2 separate regions of the Homo sapiens genome follow, and region 2 is linked to region 1. Evidence: chromatin loops called from intact Hi-C (ENCODE). Cell type or tissue: PC-3. All regions are shown on one strand.

Region 1 (5,000 bases):
TACTTCTGCTCTAAAAGATGAGAAAATCGTCACACATATCTTCATGGTGTTGATATCATGCGAACATCATGCAAGATGCTAACATTGGGGAAGAAGAAGTGAAGGGTGCATGGTGCATTTCTTTGCAACTTCCTGTGAATCTATAATTATTTCAAAACAAAACTTTTTTTAAGTTCAAGGAATTGACACAAGGAGGGAAAACTATTTTAACAAGAGCCACCTTGCCAGGTACGGTGGCTCACGCCTGTAATCCCAGCACTTTGGAAGGCCGAGACCGGCAGATCACCTGAGGTGGGGAGTTTGAGACCAGCCTGACCAACATGGAGAAATCCCGTCTCTACTAAAAATACAAAATTAGCCGGACGTGGTGGCTCATGCCTGCAATCCCAGCATTTTGGGAGGCCGAGGCAAGCAGATCACCTGAGGTCGGGAGTTCGAGACCAACCTGACCAACATGGAGAAATCCCATCTTTACTAAAATACAAAATTAGCCAGACGTGGTAGAACATGCCTGTAATCCCAGCTACTTGGGAGGCTGAGGCAGAAGAGTCGCTTGAACCCGGGAGGCGGAGGTTGCAGTGAGCTGAGATCGCACCATTACACTCCAGCCTGGGCAACAAGAGCAAAACACTATCAAAAAAAAAAAAAAAAAAAAAAAGCCACCTTGAACAAGTGTGGAATTATGGAATTATGCAATGGTTATGGAAGGACAACCTTCCCTGGGGTCCAGTCTGAGGGGCCATCACCATCCTGGCTTTCTAGCGGCAGGAAAAAATAGCTTCTAGGGAGGCTGCAGTTTCCTGGCCCACAGCAAAACTGGTCTGATATGTCTGTAGCTTGCCATAGAGAAGACCTGTTCTCCAGCCATCTGGGAGTGACAGAAATCAGTTGTTTCAAGAGACTGGCTGATCCATATAGCTATAGGGATCAGAGCTTTAGTAAGCCTAAGCCCTAAATAATCCCTTTATTGTTTTTTTTAATTAATTAATTTTTTTTTTTTAAGAGAAACAAGATCTTGCTCTGTCACCCAGGCTGGAGTGCAGTGGCGTGATCATAGCTCACTGCAGCTTCAAACTCCTGGACTCAAGGGATCCTTCTGCCTTGGCTTCCCAAAGTACTGAGATTACAAGTGTGAGCCATCACATCTGTCCCCATTTATTCTATAGATGGGAGACTAGACCCACAGTTACAGAGTGAGTTGGAGGCCATGCTGAGTCTAGAGTCTCGTCTTAAAATTTTCCCAGCCTGGGCTTTGTAACTAGAACAACCATCTTATGCCATCCGAACCCCCTCTGTCAAGAGGCCTCTTTCCTGGAGATCTAGGTGCCTTAGCCTTAGTATGTACGCAGCTTACTTTAACGTTGCCTTGAGAATGCCCAAGAGCTTGGAAGCCGGGCAGGAAGGGCAAAGCAGTGTGGGCCTTGCAGTTCACATTGCAGAGGAAACAGCACCCAGAGGCTAAGGAGCTGGAGGTATGCAGTGGCTCTGTTCAAGCCGTGGGCCCCCCATCATAATGTTCCCCGGTTCTCAACATTGTTTGGGAGCTTTCTCTTCTATGATAGGCATCTCATGATTGAACCAAGAAATACTTACTGAGCACCCACTCCAGAGCATACACTGGGCCATGCAGGGAGGGATCAGGCAGTTTGCACAAGACAGAAAGGTCCCTGCCTCTGTGGAGCTTACAGTCCAGTGGAGTATTGGTCCCTCATGGAGCCCACCCAAAGGATACAGGACAAGCATCTTTTCTCTGCCACTGTCCAGCAAGTGAAGATGCAGAGGGAACCCTTTGGCACCAAGCGGGCCCATGACTCTGAGGGCACAGTCCCATGTCTCCCTGAAGGACCTCCCAGGATGGACGGGCCAGTGGCTGGGATAAGAGAGCAAAAGCTCATGCTGGAGAAACACCCACCCGCCTGAGGTCAATCCTTGCAGGACATACTGTCCCGCAGTACTGCTGGACCCATTCCCTGGCGTCCTTACCACCTAGCGCAGCACTCAATAGTTACTTCTTAAATAAAAGGATGAATGAGGAGATTAAGTTAACTTCCTTCAGCTTCAGTTTCTTCTTTTGCAAAATGAAGAGTGTTATAGAGATCAAATGAGGAAGCCGGCTAGGAAGCTAGGAAAGATTTTTGCAGAGCTTTGTGTGTTCTGAAACACAAAGAAGTGAAACAGAATCCAGATTCCAAAGGGCTTCAAGAGGTGAGATGAAAGGCTGCTCCCAGCAAGGAGAAACACACATGGGAAATGCAAATTCCCATGCTGGGGCCTGAAACTCAGCCGCACAAGAATAGGCAGCTACCAGGCCAGGCATGGTGGCTCACACCTGTAATCCCAGCACTTTGGGAGGCCAAAGGGGGTGGATCATGAGGTCAGGAGTTCAAGACCAGCCTGGCCAACATGGTGAAACCCCGTCTCTAATAAAAATATAAAAATTAGCCGGGTGTGGTGGCGGGCACCTGTGTTCCCAGCTACTCAGGAGGCTGAGGCAGGAGAATCACTTGAACCTGGGAAGCGGAAGTTGCAGTAAGCCAAGATCACGCCACTGCACTCCAGCCTGGGTGACAGAGCGAGACTGCATCTCAAAAAAAAAAAAAAAAAAAAAAAAAAAAAGGCAACTAGCAGAACAAGGCTGAGAAGAAGCCTTGGGCGGGGTGGGGTGGGGTTGCAGGTGCGTGCAAAGAATTTTCAGATTATGTTTGCCCAAAGACTTAATGGAATCTTAATAACATTGATGGTGATGGTGATAACTAACCCCTCTTGAATGCTTGCTCTGTGCTAGATGCTGAGCCACGAACTTCACATGCACATCTTGTTTCATCATCTCAGAACCCTGATTCATTCATTCACTCGCTCATTCAATAAATATTTATTAAGAGCCCACATCCTTTACGAAGCATGGTTATAAAGACTATGAAGAAACGTGAACATTTGGACATGACGTTAAATGGAGAAGGAAAGCAATATTCAAAGTCACAACTGAACACTGCAAAACACATGGGGAGGGGTGAGCAGTAAACAAAGGAGACAAAGGCTCTTCCCTACTGGAGCTTATATTCTAGTCACAGCAGGCAGACGAAAAACAAAATGAATGAGTAACATGTAAAGTGGTGTTAAGTGTGGGTTGGAGGATACAGGGGCGGGCATAGCCCTCTGAAATATGATAGAGAGGAAAGACCTCTCTGCGAGGGTGACATTTGAGCAATGCCTAAAGAAGAGTGAGGGGGTGAGGGCAGAGAGTTCTAGGCAGAAGGAACAGCAAGGGCAAAAGCCCTGAGGCAGGCTTGTGTCAGGCATGATGACAGAGGAGCAAGGAGGCAGGATGCCTGGAGAGAAGTGCCAGAGGCAGAAGCAGGAGGAGATGGAGGCGGGTTGGGGGAGGGGGGGTTCTTTGAAGTTATCACAAGAACTTTGGCTTCTATTCTGAATAAGGTTAAGAAACCAAGGAGGAGGGGCCGGGCGTGGTGGCTCACCTCTGTAATCCCAGCACTTTGGAAGGCTGAGGTGGGTGGATCACCTGAGGTCAGGAGTTCGAGACCAGCCTGGCCAACATGGTGAAACCCCATCTCTACTAAAAATACAAAAAATTAGCCAGGCACGGTGGTGCGTGCCTGTAATCCCAGCTACTCGGGAGGCTGAGGCAGGAGAATCCCTTGAACTCGGGAGGTGGAGGTTGCAGTGAGCTGAGATCGCCCCATTACACTCCAGCCTGGGCAACAAGAGCAAAACTCCATCTCAAAAAAAGGGAAGGGAAGGCGGGGAGGGGACGGGAGGGGAGGGGAGGATGGGAAGGGAGAGGAAGGGAAGGGAAGGGAAGGGAAGGGAAGGCAGGGGAGGGGAGGGGAGGGGAGGGCCAGTGAGGAGTGATGGGATTTTACTTAGATTTTAACCTGAGGCTCACTCCATCTGCTGTGTTGGGAAGAAACCAAAGAATGACCTGGACGGATGCAGAAAGTCCATTTAGAGACTCTTCACTCATCCAGGAAAGAGGTCATCCTGGTTCAGAGTGGGGTGGTGGCAGTGGGGTGATGGAAATTGGTCAGAATCTGGATCTATCAGCCACAGGACTTGCTGATGAGTTGGGGTGTAGGGCGAGAAACAGGGGTGGAAGCTGGTGCTCAGGCTTTCCTGTGAGCCACTGCAAGGACAGACTTCCATCCTTCAAGGTAGGGAAGGCAGCAGGAAGAACAGGATAGGGGAGAACATCTGGGGCTCAGGCTTGGATGTCCTACATTCAAGTTGCCTATTGGATGGTCAGTGAAGATGTCAGGGGGACACATGGAGTTCAGAGAACTGGGCTGGAGTCGCCAGCATGCAAGATGATTTAAAGTCATGTGACTGAGTGAGGATCATTACCAGAAAGGGAAAGGTCCTTGCCACCCAGTGAGGTCCCTAAGGGAGGAAGTAACAAAGATAAGAGGCCCAAGGACCGAGTCCTGAGGCAGGAAATGTTTAGAGACATAACAATATAGACGATACAGCAGGTTAAAATGGCCCCCAAAGATATACATTCTACTTTTTGGAACCTGTAAATGTTACCTGATTTGGAAAAGGAGGTTTTGCAAACGTGATTCGATTAATGACTTTGAGAAGGATCCTGGGTTATCTGGTTGGGTCCTAAATCCAGTGACAAGTGTCCTTATAAGACGGGGGCAGAGGGAGATTCAATGAACACCAAGGAGAAGGCTGTGTGGCCACGGAGGAAGGCTGGAAGGATACAAGCCAGGGAGTGCCGGCAGCCACCAAAAGCTAGAAGAGGCAAGGAATGGATTCTCCACTAGAGCTTCTGGTGGGAGGGCAGCCTGCCAACACTTTGATTTTGGCCCAGTGATACTGTTTCAGACTTCTGGCCTCGGGAACTATGAGAGAATAAATTTCTGTGAAATCACCAAATTCATGGTAATTTGTTTCAGCAGCCCTAAGAAACTAACACAAAGGCCATTGGTGAACATGATAAGAGCAGGTATTAAGTAAGTTCTCTCCACATTTTACAGAAG
Region 2 (5,000 bases), 100 kb after region 1:
AAAGTTGCTTTATAAAGGCATCTGAGGCCAGGCACAGTGGCTCACGCCTGTAATCTCAGCATTTTGGGAGGCTGAGGCAGGCAGATCACCTGAGGTCAGGAGTTCAAGACCAGCCTGGTCAACATGGTGAAACCCCATCTCTACTAAAAATACAAAAATTAGCTGGGCATGGTGGTGCACGCCTGTAATCCCAGCTACTCGGGGGACTGAGGCAGGAGGATTGCTTGAACCCAGGAGGTGGAGGTTGTAGTGAGCCGAGATTGCACCACTGCACTCCAGCCTGGCAACAGAGCAAGACCTTGCCTGCATGGAGGGAGGGAGTCACAGGAGTACCCTTATGTCTTGGAGTCTTTGGTGAATTATTAGCCAGGGTTTCACCCACTCAGTCCCAGGTCTAGACTCAAAGGTCAAATTCCCTGAACATGAAAGAGTCCCCTTGGGATGCCATAGGGAGCAGACGTGGACCATGGACCCCACACAGTGAAGCTGAGGCTGAGTGGTTTTGAATTGGGATGGGACTATCTCCACATCCAAACCCTGCCCCTTCCTAGGTGTGTGTCTTCAACAAATGACTGAACTTCTCTGGACCTTGCTCCCCTTATTATAAGGACCATCATGCTCACTTCATGAGGCTCTAATGAAGGTTAAAGGAGACAGCACTAAGGGAGTAGTAATGCTCAAAAAACAGTAGCTGTAATAATAATAATTAATATTACAATTAGATCCATCCCCACTTGCATCTGTGCCTGCACCTGCACTGCACCTGAGCCATCCTCCACCTGCACCTGAGCCATCCTCCACCTGTACCTGCATCTGCACCTGAGCCATCCTCCACCTGCACCTGCATCTGCACCTGAGCCATCCTCCACCTGCACCTGAGCCATCCTCCACCTGTACCTGCATCTGCACCTGAGCCATCCTCCACCTGCACCTGCATCTGCACCTGAGCCATCCTCCACCTGCACCTGCATCTGCACCTGAGCCATCCTCCACCTGCACCTGAGCCATCCTCCACCTGTACCTGCAGTGCCGTCGCCACCTCTGCCACCACTGTTCTCACCAGCCCCAGCCCCACCCCGACTGTCAGCTACCACAAGGCCTTCCCTCCTGAAAGCTCCATGGCCATAAACAGTTTATGTGATTATTACATTTAGCCCACATTTGCAATGACTTCCTCTCTTTAATCACTTTGAAGATGTTTCAAATTCCTTTCCAACGTGACTGAAATCAAAGTGGCACCTGTGAAGGGAGAAAGCCTGCCTGCCGGTGCGAGGTGGAGACGTAAAACAGTCAGGTTTGATGGGGAGAAATTATGTCTTGCTTAATTCCTTTTACCCTATAATTACCAGGCGCGACCACGTGGGTTCACAGCAAAAATAACTTGCCACGTGAAGACGTTGTCTATAGAATCCTGGTTTGAGTCCCCAGGCAAGACCCTCAGAGGAGGATCCCAGGCAGCCCCCGTCCAGGCATCTACACAGTACTGTGGTCCACCTTCCTCACTAGCTTTCCAACCCCACCCCTGACCCCCAACCACCGAGGCTCAATTCCCAGGCACCCACTCTGCCTTATCCTCTTCCCCTCTCTGCAGCATTTGACTGGCGGTCACCTCCCTCTTCACACTCTTCCCTGGTTTGACTTCCCTATGCCTCACCCCACCCTCAGTCTCCTTTGTATCTCTCTCCCCTCCTCCCTTTCACCACCCCCTGGGCACCAGCATCCCTGAGGCCCTATCAGCATCTCTCTTCTCTTTCTTCTTTCCTCCCCGTCTCTCCTTTTTCTCTCTCACATCTCCTCTCTCCTCTTCACTCCCATTCCTTCAGACAGCAGGTCTACCCTTCAGACTCTCAAACCCACAGCCCATCTGCGATCTCCAGACTTCAGGCCTCTAACTTCCACTTCCAGCTGCTGGCTTAGTGTTTCCACTGGATACCCTGCTGCGTCCAAACCCACGCCCTCCTGATTTCTCTTTCTCCAGGTAAGAACTCCACCACCGCGGCTTACTTCTATATCTCTAAAGCCACTCTACCTTGCCTTTCTCCTCACGTCTGGATCCAATCTGACACCGCCCACGCGGGAGCGCTCATGAGGTGGCTTAGAGGAAATTACAGGAGCCTTTGAGTCATAGGCACTCAAGTTCAGATCCAGGCTGGGAGCCTTCCGGTCATATGACTTTGGTGTCCTTATTTATAAAACAGCAAGGAAAATTCTTACCTCCCAATATGTTTTTTAAGAACCAAGTTATACAATATACGATTATGGTTAACACATCTTCCCCACCCCACCTCCATTTCCTGCCCTACTTCCAATGCTTTTACTGAGTCTACAGTAAATCTCAGAACTGGTCTCTGCCCCCTAGCCCCAGTACTCCCTCCCATCCATCATCCACCTTTCTGCCAGAGGGCTTTTGCTAAAACTTAGTTCTGAACCCATCACTCCCCTATTTAGAACCCTTTGGTGGTTGCCTGTGGCTCACAGGTTAAAGTTCAAAGCAGAAGCTGTGTCAATGTGATGGGAGTGAGAACCAGTTGACTATGGGGCCATCCAGACATTTCAGATCCTCATCCCCAACTAATTAGTTGTTTACACTTTGGGCCTCACTTTCCTCAACTATTTTTTGTGTGTTTGTTCAGACACAGTCTCACTCTGTCGCCCAGGCTGGAGTGCCATGATGCAATCTCGGCTCACTGCAACCTCCGCCTCCCAGGTTCAAGCAATTCTCCCACCTCAGCCTCCAGAGTGGCTGGGATTACAGGCACCCGCCACCATGCCTGGCTAATTTTTTTTTTTTTTTTTAGTAGAAACTGGGTTTCACCATATTGGCCAGGCTGCTCTCGAACTCCTGACCTCAGGTGATCCACCCACCTTGGCCTCCCAAAGTGCTGGGATTACAGGCATGAGCCACTGCAACCGGCCCTCAACTATTTTATTGTCATAAACTCCTAACTCACAAGACTGTGGTGAGAAGTGAACAGACTTTAGAAAGTGCCTACTGGGGTTTCAGCACACAGTAGGTGGGTCCCTGTCCCTCTTTACTCCTCACCTCCCCACGTTCATCCTCAACCCCAACCAGACCATTCACACTCTGGAGTTTCTGTGTCTCTGCTTATCCACCCACCTCTCAGTTTATGCATAATCCTTTTATGCTTTTGGAAACAAAGTGGTGGTTTCAACTGCCTGTCACCATGCTGGAGGCCTGAGCAGGCACAGACTCACAGCACCACGGGAAGGCCAGTCACAGGGCACATGCTATTTGCAGCATCACTAGAAAATGTTTCCCAAAGCAGTGTTCCCCTCTCTGGGGGGCTGGCCATGGTGCTTCATGAGCTCTTTTACTGCCCAAGTTTTTTTTTTTTTTTTTTTTTTGTGATAGAGTCTCACCCTTGTTGCCCAGGCTGGAGTGCAACGGCATGAACTCGGCTCACTATAACCTCCGCCTCCCAGGTTCAAGCAATTCCCCTGCCTCGGCCTCCCAAGTAGCTGGGATTACAGGCACCTGCCACCACGCCCAGCTAATCTTTTGTATTTTTAGTAGAGCTGGGGTTTCACCATGTTGGCCAGGCTGGCCTCGAACTCCTGACCTCAGGTGATCCACCCACCTTGGCCTCCCAAAGTGCTGAGATTACAGGTGTGAGCCACCGTGCCCGGCAGATGTTTTCTTTTATCATCTTTAAATGAAAGCTCTGGATTAAGAAACAGCAAAAGGTGGCTGTGCCATCTGTGGAGGAAGCACGAGGGTTATAAGTCATGTTGATGAAGGCAAACAGATCCTAAAGATGAACCTCCTGCATTCCCATAGTAGAACCTGTGCAGAACAATGTCAAAGAGGCCCTGGATTAAAGAACATTTCAGTGTGGAGACTCTCGGACGGCACACACTCCAAGAGCAAGAATTCCTACGGGAAGAAGGTGGTAAGTAAAAGGTCAGGGCCAATGTGGCCAGTTGATTTTTATTTTGCTTGATTCACTAGTAAACATACATGCCTATTTTTCCCTTAAAAAGTGGTTACATACCATTCACAGTCAGATGCCATATATCCAAAGGGTGGAAAGAAAACACCTGTGATTCTTGCTTTTTCTTTTTTCAAAGTAAAATATCATTTTGATTCAAGCCTTATTTAATTGTCTGGGGCATCTCAGGACTCACAGTTGGGTCTGTGGAGAGGAGTGTGACCTTGACCTTGGCTTTGGAGAATGAACCTGCTCTGTGCACTCCCCTCCTTTGTCCAGGGTCTCCCTCCTGATGTCCCCGAAACTTTCCCAGTCCCGCTCTGCACATGGCACGTGGCCTGGAAATGTAACCAGCCACTTCCCACATTTTTTTTCTATTGCACTTCTAAGGATCTTTTTTTTTTTTTGGGCAGAAAAATATACACAACATCAAATTTACCATCTTGACCATTTTTAAGTGTACGGCTCAGTGGCATTCACACATTCACACTGTGCAGCCATCACCACCACCTCCAGAACTCTTTTCATTTTGCAAAATTGAAACTCTGTACCCATTAACCAACTCCCCCTTGCCCCGCTTCCCCCACCCCAGCCATCACCATTCTACTTTCTGTCCCTGATTTTGGCCACTCTAGGAACCACGTATGAGTGGAATCATACAGTCTTTTGGTATCTGGCTTATTTCACTCAGCATATAATGTCTTCAAGGTTCATCCATGGTGTAGCATGTGTCAGGATCTCACTTCTTTTGAAGCCTGAATACCACCTTTTGTTTACCCATTAATAGACACTTTGGATTGTTTTCACTTTTTTTTTAAAGCATTTGAGGTAAAAACATACATATATAATTTAGCAACTTTATCATGTTTAAGCTTCCACCTTTTGGCTCTTGTGAATAACGCTACTATGAACATGGGTGTGCAAATCTCTGTCCAAGCCCCTGCTTTTGCTCCTCTTGGATATACACCCAGAAGGGGGATTTCTTTCACTATTCTGTTTTGCATCACAGTTAAAGGGTTACAAATCTTCTGTCATCACCCTCCATCCCTA

Evidence for each region. Hi-C counts contacts between places; a loop is a spot of excess contacts. Peaks named below come from ENCODE experiments on the same cell type or tissue, not always from the same donor. Only the 100,000 strongest peaks of a DNase experiment are listed, where the experiment ranks them.
Region 2: a loop joins it to region 1, with 15 times the contacts of the local background. A loop is called at or near these places in 2 of 110 quality-filtered maps.

The regions. Positions count from the first base shown.
Region 1 is chr17:5,882,255-5,887,254 of GRCh38, reverse strand. The region is part of intron 2 of LOC339166 (a long non-coding RNA gene); the gene reads right to left. Among named protein-coding and RNA genes, the nearest start is that of WSCD1, 190 kb to the left of the region's middle. In PC-3, no CTCF peak of the experiment used is centred here; a DNase peak (open chromatin) is centred at 2,904; H3K27ac peaks cover 3,142 bases.
Region 2 is chr17:5,777,771-5,782,770 of GRCh38, reverse strand. All of the region lies in intron 1 of LOC339166 (a long non-coding RNA gene), which reads right to left. Among named protein-coding and RNA genes, the nearest start is that of NLRP1, 200 kb to the right of the region's middle. In PC-3, a CTCF peak has its summit at 2,068; a DNase peak (open chromatin) is centred at 2,110; H3K27ac peaks cover 976 bases.